2 separate regions of the Homo sapiens genome follow, and region 1 is linked to region 2. A link is an interaction called in ENCODE POLR2A ChIA-PET data of the cell type or tissue named here. Cell type or tissue: PC-9. All regions are shown on one strand. Links, peaks and the distances in the headings refer to the core of each region. The heading gives the core; the rest is flanking DNA.

What was found. Peaks named below come from ENCODE experiments on the same cell type or tissue, not always from the same donor. Only the 100,000 strongest peaks of a DNase experiment are listed, where the experiment ranks them.
Region 1: POLR2A ChIA-PET joins it to region 2 with 5 read pairs; 1 of 35 experiments calls an interaction of 5 or more read pairs at or near these places.

Annotation. Positions count from the first base shown.
Region 1 is chr12:42,727,196-42,732,570 of GRCh38, forward strand. No RefSeq gene overlaps it. Among named protein-coding and RNA genes, the nearest start is that of LINC02450, 38 kb to the left of the region's middle. In PC-9, for the core only: no CTCF peak of the experiment used is centred there; DNase peaks (open chromatin) are centred at 1,706 and 2,506; H3K4me3 peaks cover 928 bases; H3K27ac peaks cover 1,821 bases.
Region 2 is chr12:43,226,373-43,231,747 of GRCh38, forward strand. No RefSeq gene overlaps it. Among named protein-coding and RNA genes, the nearest start is that of LINC02461, 74 kb to the left of the region's middle. In PC-9, for the core only: no CTCF peak of the experiment used is centred there; no DNase peak of the experiment used is centred there; H3K4me3 peaks cover 265 bases.

The sequences.
Region 1 (5,375 bases), core at 1,314-3,813, 500 kb before region 2:
TACCTTCTCTTTGGCTTGTATTCCTCCACTCGGGCACTGAATCTCATTGCTTTTGCCTACTCAAGGGCACTGCTGCCAGGATTCTCTCTGCTCCTTTTTATCACCAAATAATGCCTTTGCATTGGATCATTCCTACCAGAATTTAGGCATTATTTCTTTCCTCTTCAACACAGGTCTCTATAGACCTTATTTCCCTCTTCAGTTGCTCTGTTTTTCTATTTTCTGTCATAGGAAAATTTATCAAATGTATTGTCTGCACTTGAGGTCTCCATGACTGTGGTCAGTCTTTCACCTCTCTACTCTACTGCTCTTGTTAAGGTCACCAGCGACAACCACATTTTCAAAAACAGTGATCAAATTATCAGTCTTCCTCTCCTTGGCCTGTTAGAGGCATTTAACGTAGTAGGTTGATCTCTCTTCCTTGGAATATTTTTTCATTTAGCTTCAAGGACACCACACTCTTCTGGTTTCCATTAACCTTTTTGCAAAGTGATGTCTCCTCTACTGGTTCTTCCTTAACTCTAACCTCTAAATATTGGAACACCCCAGTGTTCATTCTTGGTCTTCTTCTCTTTCTGTCTCTCCCTAAATGATCTTATCCAGCCTCATGGCTTCAAGTAACATTTTCATGTTGATAATTCCCAAATTTATATCTATCTTCAGCCTGGACACTCCATAGAATTTCAGACTTGTACTTCATACCCCCATTGCCTAATCAGAATTTCTACTTGGATATCAAATAGGCATCACAAATTGAACAAGATCAAACTGAACAACTGATATCCATCTCTCCTCTCAAAGAAACTGCTACTCCCATGGTCTTCTTTATCTCTAAGATGGCAATTCCATTCTTTTAGTTGATTAGCCCCCAAACCTTGGAGTTAATTGATTCATCTTTTGTCTCACACTATCAACAAATCCTATTGGCTCTAGCTTTAAGATATGTCCCAAATCAGGTCACTCATCTCCTCCATGGCTACCATCTTAGGTGAACCACCATCATCTCTCATTGGATATTTGTAATAGCTTCCTAACTGGTCTCCCTGCTTTCACCTTTGCTCTGTTATCTGTTTTCCACACAGCAGCTAGTGTAATCTTTCCAATACATAGGCCATATCATGTCATTCCTCTACTCATAATACTGCAATGCTTTTCCAGATTGCTCAGATAAAAGCCAATGCCCTATGCATGACCTACAAAGCCTTAAATGATCTGGCTCCCTGTTACTTCTATCCCAAGTTACTCTCTGACCTCCTCTTCCATCACGTTTCCTCCTTCTGTTTTAGTCACACTGCTTTCCTGAGTTCACCAGATAGGCTTTTGCCTCAGGACATTTGCACTTGCCATTCCCATGCTCAAAATGTCCTTTGTCCAGATACCCACGTGGCTCATGGCCTCACTCCCTTCAGGTGTTTATTCAAAAGTTTTAGTGAAGACTTTTGCAGATACTTTCTCTAAAATTTCATTCTCCTATGCATACTTTCTATTTCCTTCTCTGCTTTTTCTCCTTAGCACTACTTATCACTATCTAATGTACCTCACATTTTATACCATCTTGTTTTTCATCTGACTCTCCCACCAGAATTTAAGTTCTGTGGAAGCAGGACGTTTCAGTTGTCTGTGTTGTTCGTTTTGCTCTCTGTTGCGTCTCCAGTGCTTAAAAACGTGCTGGACTCCCAGCAGGTGGTTAAGAAATGTTTGCTGAATGACTAATTGAAGTTAAAGAGGAATCAGCCAATACTGCCTCTTTTTACAAGGCATTATAACCTACTGTTTAAGAGCATGGGCTCAAAATCCTGCTGTGTAACATTAGGTAGGTTATTTAATCTGTTTTCCCCTGTGCAAAATGGGGTAATAAAATTTCCTACTGCATAGGGTTACTGGGAACATAGAGAAAACAGATATAGAGAAATAACTGTAGAGGTGAAATATTTAGACTAAGTGCACGTTAAGTTTTTTTTTTTTTTCTTTTTTAGCGACAGGGTCTTACTCTGCCACCCAGACTGGAGTGCAGTGTTGTGATCTTGGCTCACTGTGGTCTTAAACTCTGGGGCTCAAGTGATCCTCCCACTTTAGCCTCCTGAGTAGTTGGGACTTTAGGCATGGGTCACCACACCTGGCTAATTTTTAAATTTTTGGTGGAGATGGGGTCTTACTATGTTGCCCAGACTGGTCTCAAACTGGTCCCATGAGCAATCCTCCTGCTTCAGCCTCCCAGAGTGCTGGGATTAAAGTTGTAAGCCACTGCAGCCAGACACGGAGTCTTAATTTTCATTATTATTGTTGTCCTCGGCTAATGTTATGTCATCTTCCCGTCTGTTCATTACACCATCCTTATAAGTTATTTATACAATATAAACCTATTTATAGGAATTCCAGCTCTGCTGCTCATTAGCTGCGTGATATAAGGCAATGTACCTAATCTTTCTGAACCTCAGTTGTCTGATCTTTAGATTAGAGATAACAGTACTTACTTTGCAGAGTCATGGTGAGGATTAAATGATATTTAAAAGCAGTTAACAACTTGCCCTGACTCATAGTAAATGCTCGATAAGTAAAAGCTCTTAGCTGTGTTGTGAGGGTGCAGGATATGGAGGAGGCATTCTGGCAGGGCAAGCGGGAGCCAGGCTGTGGAGCTGGTTGGACTGCTTGTGTTCAAGTTCTTCTAAAATTGAAACTCATAAACAAGCAGCCTGTGCAATCACAGTCTTTAATTCAGTTCTTCTTTACCTAAAGATTGCTCAGGAATTTTTTTTTAGTAGAGATTGTAATTTTTAGAGTTTCTTGAGATGTGTTTCTTTTTATAGTTGCATCTTCCATAGGCTCTTTTCTCTGATTTTAAAATATTCTATCTAGAGTCTAAGAGAACACACATGTATCTATTCTCTCTTTCTTTGTTTTTGTTCAACTTGAAGCTAACACTATCTCTTCCAAGGTTTTAGTAGCTTCCATATCACCAGTTCTTCCTTGTTGATTGAAATCACACACAGAGTAGCAAATTCACTTGTTTCCCCTCTACCCTTTGAGCATCCAGCAAGGAGATGGACATTATTTTTATGTTACAGAGCAACTACATGAAGTTGTCTAAACTGGCCTGTTTTAACCTAATATTCCCTCAAGCCAGACCTAACCAGCTTTTGTACAAGCCTGAGAATACCTAACAAGCTGATTATTCAATACCACCCACTTCACCGCATACATTCTTAGGTATTGTTGCACAAACTCATCTTCTGTCCCGATTTCAGAAGGAACTCCATGAATGGAAGAATCCCTGAGGGGACAGAAGTGAAGGTTAAATCCTACACTAAATACATGAGCTCATCTTTTTAGAATCCTGCAGAGCCGAGAGTGGAATTATGCCAACATTTCACATTGACCAGGCAAACTGTCAGCATTGTCTATTTCCTTTTTATTTTATACAGCGTAAATATCTTTAAAATAACCTACTAAAAAACTGCAGAGTGAGAAAGACCACCCTCTTCCTAGTCATGATTCAAATTTTAAGTGGGTGTACAAAATGAAGTAAAATGATTAGACACAGAGAACACATTTTAAATATAATTTTAAAATAATTTTTCCTGTAAGTAAAAGTGTTGAGTTTGGGTGGCAACAGAATTCTTGGAGCTAAGGGACTTTCCAATTGTGGAATATGACATATTTTGTTATGAGCCATAGTATGGTACAGTTTTGGAAGGAAGTGAACATGATTGCTAATTAGCTTGAATTTATTTAATGCATGAAATAAATCCTCTTCGGTATTTTGATTACATATGGCGGTGTCCTACCTCCTGCAGAAATGAAATAAATACTAATTGAACTGACAGTTTTTCTTCTAATGAAGTAAGAGCTTGTTAACTTCTCCCCCTCAAATCTGTCATCTTCTCTTTATGTAATTCTTAAGTATCCATTCTGATTCCGTGTCTCCCACATTCATCCAGCCCTTGAAAGCAAGCTTAAAAAAAGAAATGGAATTTTTCAAAGTTGTTTTGCATTCTCATTTATGTTTTTAAAGAATGTCATCAACGAATTTCTCCGGAAACACCATTAGCTGTGCCTCCGTTGGGCGGGTCATGCCATGGGAAGAGCTCAAACTTCTGAAATCAGGATACATTTTTCTCTTTTCTATTTTTTCCCCTTTTCTTTTTATTGAATGCATTTTTTTTACATACAGAAAAATACTTACCCTAGGTGTACACTCAATGCATAATCATGAAAATCATGTACATTAGGGATTTGCCCAAGGTCACAAAGCTTGTGACAAACAGGGACTCCAGCTTCCTTATTCTTCATCCACTACTTTTTTATGCCCCATTCTACTCAAAACCCCTTTAAACTGTGTGTCTCATCCATGAAGTTATTCTTTAGAACTGAACACAGTGGTCTAACAAAAGATACTGGGCAGAAAGTGAGGCTCACCATGACCTTAGTGGGCTCCTAAAAATGTTTGCCTTCCCTTGAGATTTACGGAATCTTTACCCCTGTGCTGTCTTACAAAATCCATACCAGGATATATTTTTTCTGAGATGTCGAGAATATCAACAGTACTGGTAGGTAACTCACTGCTCAGTCAAGTGGCGTGATAGACAGGGGATGCTTTTTTAGTTCTAGTTTTCTGGCCCAGTAGGGGAATGGCCTTTCTCCCTCTTATTTTCAAGCTCAAGAGTCAACTGCAGCCCCAGAGCCCATCTAGACTTCTCCTTGTATGCATTCCCAAAGTACTCTTGCATTCCTGTGTCATTTTAACCCTTGAATATGCCTTGCACTGCTCTATAACAGCTTACTGTCTCATCTCCCCAACCAGATTGTCTCATCTCACTATGCGAGAAAAGAGTAAGTCTTAAATGCCATCTCAGGAAATGGACACTTCAGAGAGCATTTCTCAATGTGTGGTCCTCAACATCCTACATCAGAAACATCTGGGACAGCTCAACGAAAATGCAGATTCTTAGCCCCTACCCATGTTGCTTATAATCCAGTATTGGCTGTGGTGAAAACCATGAATAGAGTTTAATAGTGTCCACAGGTGACTCCTATGCACACTAAACTTTGAGAAACACAGGCTTATAGGCATGAGGCAGATACTTGATGATTGGCCTGAACAACCTCCCACTGTTTCCCCATGAATACCTTCAGCAGAGTATCTCAAGGCTCACACAGGCCAGCATGGCTAGGCCTAAGAGTAGAATTCATACATATGTTCACTTAACATACATTAATTATGAGTTTACTCTGCTCGATGTAGGTATATCATGGGCCATAATGGTTTGGCAGTATCCCCACCCAAATCTCATCTTGAATAGTTCCCCATAATCGCCACATGTCATGGAAGGGAACTAGTGAGAGGTAATTTAATCATGGGGGCAGTTACCCTCATG
Region 2 (5,375 bases), core at 1,257-3,756:
TTGTGGCTAAGAACTACTATATGATTAAGAATGTGTGTGTGTGTGAGTGTGTGTGTGTGTGTATAATATCACCTAATTATGCAAATTGAAACCTCTACAAATTCAAAGCACCAACATGGGCTGGACGCTCATTGCTTTCTGACAATCCCGTAACTGATGTTTGATCAGCAACCTTTTTCATTCCTCTCAATAACAACGAACTCTCTTTAGTCTTAAAATTCCTACTCTCTTTGTCCCAGCTCTCAGCAAATAGGCTTGCCTCGTATTTATTTCAAAGATTGAGTTCATAAGGTATAAACTCTCTCAACACCTTTACACCTCACCAGTAAAATTTTCTGCGTCCTCACTCACATCTTTCTCCCTATTTCCAGTCTCAGAGTGAAAAATTTTCCTTCTGTTGAATGTCTTCCTTTCCACCTGAACCCGTGATCCTATGTGCTTTCAATTTTCTCTGCACCCCTACTCATTAATTATCATACTTGTACTTCAGTGCCTTATACAAGCTCTTTTCTGCAAGCCTATAAAAATGGTCAGGTCTTCTTTATCCTAGGCACGATAATGAATCGACACACACACACCAAAAGCCTTCTAGCTTTTGACTGTTCTTTCTCTTCCTAGTCTCAAAAAAAAAAGTTAATGCTTGCTTTCTCCTAATTATCATTTTTTTAATTTACTCCTCAATCCATTTAAATATGATTTCTGTGCCTACCCACAAAAACTATTCATACTAAAATTAGCAATGATCTCCTAATTGACAAATTAGTGGTCAGTTTTCAGATCTATGCTCCTTCCTACCAAAACTAACTGACAGAGTTGATCACTCTCTCCAACAACAATACATTTATTTGTGTTTTTTTCTATCACTCTCAGGAATTTATTTTCCATTCTATCTCATGGGTATCTTTGCCTCTGCTACTGCCATAAATATTGGTGCTCTGCCGATTTTTCTTGTCAGTCTGTACATTTCCTTTTTCCATGTACTCTTATTTTGTGGTCTCATAACAACAAAAATGGCTCAAGAATAAAGGCAGAGTTTCACAGCACTGAGTACATAATTAAGTCACTTTGGATAATTTAAAAAATTTTAATGCCTGGGCCCCAGCACAATAACAATTAAATTAGAATTGCTATATTTTTTAAAGCTTCCCAGATGAATCTATTAAGCAACTGAGTTTAGAACCATTGACTTTTGTTGTAATCTGTATGCTGATGTCAAACAATAGCACAAAGGAATTTAATTATTTTGCAAATCATTTAGTTACATGTAAGATATTTGGTAGACCAGGTCAGGAAACAGAGATGGATACGGGATCTATAAGGTTAAAAAGCACAACTGGAAGAACTTTAAGGTTAGGAGGGAGGAGCCAAAATGGCCGAATGGGAACAGCTCCGGTCTACAGCTCCCAGCGTGAGCGACGCAGAAGACGGGTGATTTCTGCATTTCCATCTGAGGTATCGGGTTCATCTCACTAGGGAGTGCCAGACAGTGGGCGCAGGTCAGTGGGTGTGCGCAGCGTGCGCGAGCCGAAGCAGGGTGAGGCATTGCCTCACTCGGGAAGTGCAAGGGGTCAGGGAGTTCCCTTTCCTAGTCAAAGAAAGGGGTGACGGACGGCACCTGGAAAATCGGGTCACTCCCACCCAAATACTGTGCTTGTCCCACGGGCTTAAAAAACGGCGCACCACGAGATTATATCCCGCACCTGGCTCGGAGGGTCCTACGCCCATGGAGTCTCACTGATTGCTAGCACAGCAGTCTGAGATCAAACTGAAAGGTGGCAGCGAGGCTGGGGGAGGGGCGCCCACCATTGCCCAGGCTTGCTTAGGTAAACAAAGGAGCCAGGAAGCTCGAACTGGGTGGAGCCCACCACAGCTCAAGGAGGCCTGCCTGCCTCTGTAGGCTCCACCTCTGGGGGCAGGGCACAGACAAACAAAAAGACAACAGTAACCTCTGCAGACTTAAATGTCCCTGTCTGACAGCTTTGAAGAGAGCAGTGGTTCTCCCAGTATGCAGCTGGAGATCTGAGAACGGGCAGACAGCCTCCTCAAGTGGGTCCCTGACCCCTGACCCCCGAGAAGCCTAACTGGGAGGCACCCCCCAGCAGGGGCACACTGACACCTCACACGGCAGGGTACTCCAACAGACCTGCAGCTGAGGGTCCTGTCTGTTAGAAGGAAAACTAACAGAAAGGACATCCACACCAAAAACCCATCTGTACATCACCATCATCAAAGACCAAAAGTAGATAAAACCACAAAGATGGGGAAAAAACAGAACAGAAAAACTGGGAATTCTAAAAAGCAGAGCGCCTCTCCTCCTCCAAAGGAACGCAGTTCCTCACCAGAAACGGAACAAAGCTGGATGGAGAATGACTTTGACGAGCTGAGAGAAGAAGGCTTCAGACGATCAAATTACTCTGAGCTACGGGAGGACATTCAAACCAAAGGCAAAGAAGTTGAAAACTTTGAAAAAAATTTAGAAGAATGTTTAACTAGAATAACCAATACAGAGAAGTGCTTAAAGGAGCTGATGGAGCTGAAAACCAAGGCTTGAGAACTATGTGAAGAATGCAGAAGCCTCTGGAGCCGAAGTGATCAACTGGAAGAAAGAGTATCAGTGATGGAAGATGAAATGAATGAAATGAAGCGAGAAGGGAAGTTTAGAGAAAAAAGAATAAAAAGAAACAAACAAAGCCTCCAAGAAATATGGGACTATGTGAAAAGACCAAATCTACGTCTGATTGGTGTACCTGAAAGTGATGGGGAGAATGGAACCCAGTTGGAAAACACTCTGCAGGATATTATCCAGGAGAACTTCCCCAATCTAGCAAGGCAGGCCAACGTTCAGATTCAGGAAATACAGAGAACGCCACAAAGATACTCCTCGAGAAGAGCAACTCCAAGACACATAATTGTCAGATTCACCAAAGTTGAAATGAAGGCAAAAATGTTAAGGGCAGCCAGAGAGAAAGGTCAGGTTACCCTCAAAGGGAAGCCCATCAGACTAACAGCGGATCTCTCGGCAGAAACTCTGCAAGCCAGAAGAGAGTGGGGGCCAATATTCAACATTCTTAAAGAAGAGAATTTTCAACCCAGAATTTCATATCCAGCCAAACTAAGCTTCATAAGTGAAGGAGAAATAAAATACTTTACAGACAAGTAAATGCTGAGAGATTTTGTCACCACCAGGCCTGCCCTAAAAGAGCTCCTGAAGGAAGCGCTAAACATGGAAAGGAACAACCAGTACCAGCCACTGCAAAATCTTGCCAAAATATAAAGACCATCGAGACTAGGAAGAAACTGCATCAACTAACCAGCAAAATAACCAGCTAACATCATAAGGACAGGATCAAATTCACACATAACAATATTAACTTTAAATGTAAATGGACTAAATGCTCCAATTAAAAGACACAGACTGGCAAATTGGATAAAGAGTCAAGATCCATCAGTGTGCTGTATTCAGGAAACCCATCTCACGTGCAGAGACACACATAGGCTCAAAATAAAAGGATGGAGGAAGATCTACCAAGCAAAGGGAAAACAAAAAAAGGCAGGGGTTGCAATTCTAGTCTCTGACAAAACAGACTTTAAACCAACAAAGATCAAAAGAGACAAAGAAGTCCATTACATAATGGTAAAGGGATCAATTCAACAAGAAGAGCTAACTATCCTAAATATATATGCACCCAATACAGGAGCACCCAGATTCATAAAGCAAGTCCTGAGTGACCTACAAAGAGACTTAGACTCCCACACATTAATAGTGGAAGACTTTAACACCCCACTGTCAACATTAGACAGATCAACGAGACAGAAAGTCAACAAGGATACCCAGGAATTGAACTCAGCTCTGCACCAAGCAGACCTAATAGACATCTACAGAACTCTCCACCCCAAATCAACAGAATATACATTTTTTTCAGCACCACACCACACCTATTCCAAAATTGACCACATAGTTGGAAGTAAAGCTCTCCTCAGCAAATGTAAAAGAACAGAGATTATAACAAACTATCTCTCAGACCACAGTGCAATCAAACTAGAACTCAGGATTAAGAATCTCACTCAAAACCGCTCAACTACATGGAAACTGAACAACCTGCTCCTGAATGACTACTGGGTACATAATGAAATGAAGGCAGAAATAAAGATGTTCTTTGAAACCAATGAGAACAAACACACAACATACCAGAATCTCTGGGATGCATTCAAAGCAGTGTGTAGAGGGAAATTTATAACACTAAATGCCCACAAGAGAAAGCAGGAAAGATCCAAAATTGACACCCTAACATCACAATTAAAAGAACTAGAAAAGCAAGAGCAAACACTTTCAAAAGCTAGCAGAAGGCAAGAAATAACTAAAATCAGAGCAGAACTGAAGGAAATAGAGACACAAAAAACCCTTCAAAAAATTAATGAATCCAGCAGCTGGTTTTTTGAAAGGATCAACAAAATAGATAGACCGCTAGCAAGACTAATAAAGAAAAAAGAGAGAAGAATCAAATAGACGCAATAAAAAATGATAAAGGGGATATCACCACCGATCCCACAGAAATACAAACTACCATCAGAGAATACTACAAACACCTCTACGCAAATAAACTAGAAAATCTAGAAGAAATGGATAAATTCCTCGACACAAACACTCTCCCAAGACTAAACCAGGAAGAAGTTGAATCTCTGAATAGACCAATAACAGGATCTGAAATTGTGGCAATAATCAATAGCTTACCAACCAAAAAGAGTCCAGGACCAGATGGATTCACAGCCGAATTCTACCAGAGGTACAAGGAGGAACTGGTACCGTTCCTTCTGAAACTATTCCAATCAATAGAAAAAGAGGGAATCCTCCCTAACTCATTTTATGAGGCCAGCATCATTCTGATACCAAAGCCGGGCAGAGACACAACCAAAAAAGAGAATTTTAGACCAATATCCTTGATGAACATTGATGCAAAAATCCTCAATAAAATACTGGCAAGCCGAATCCAGCAGCACATCAAAAAGCTTATCCACCATGATCAAGTGGGCTTCATCCCTGGGATGCAAGGCTGGTTCAATATACACAAATCAATAAATGTAATCCAGCATATAAACAGAGCCAAAGACAAAAACCACATGATTATCTCAATAGATGCAGAAAAGGCTTTTGACAAAATTCAACAACCCTTCATGCTAAAAACTCTCAATAAATTAGGTATTGGTGGGACGTATTTCAAAATAATAAGAGCTATTTATGACAAACCCACAGCCAATATCATACTGAATGGGCAAAAACTGGAAGCATTCCCTTTGAAAACTGGCACAAGACAGGGATGCCCTCTTTCACCACTCCTATTCAACATAGTGTTGGAAGTTCTGGCCAGGGCAATTAG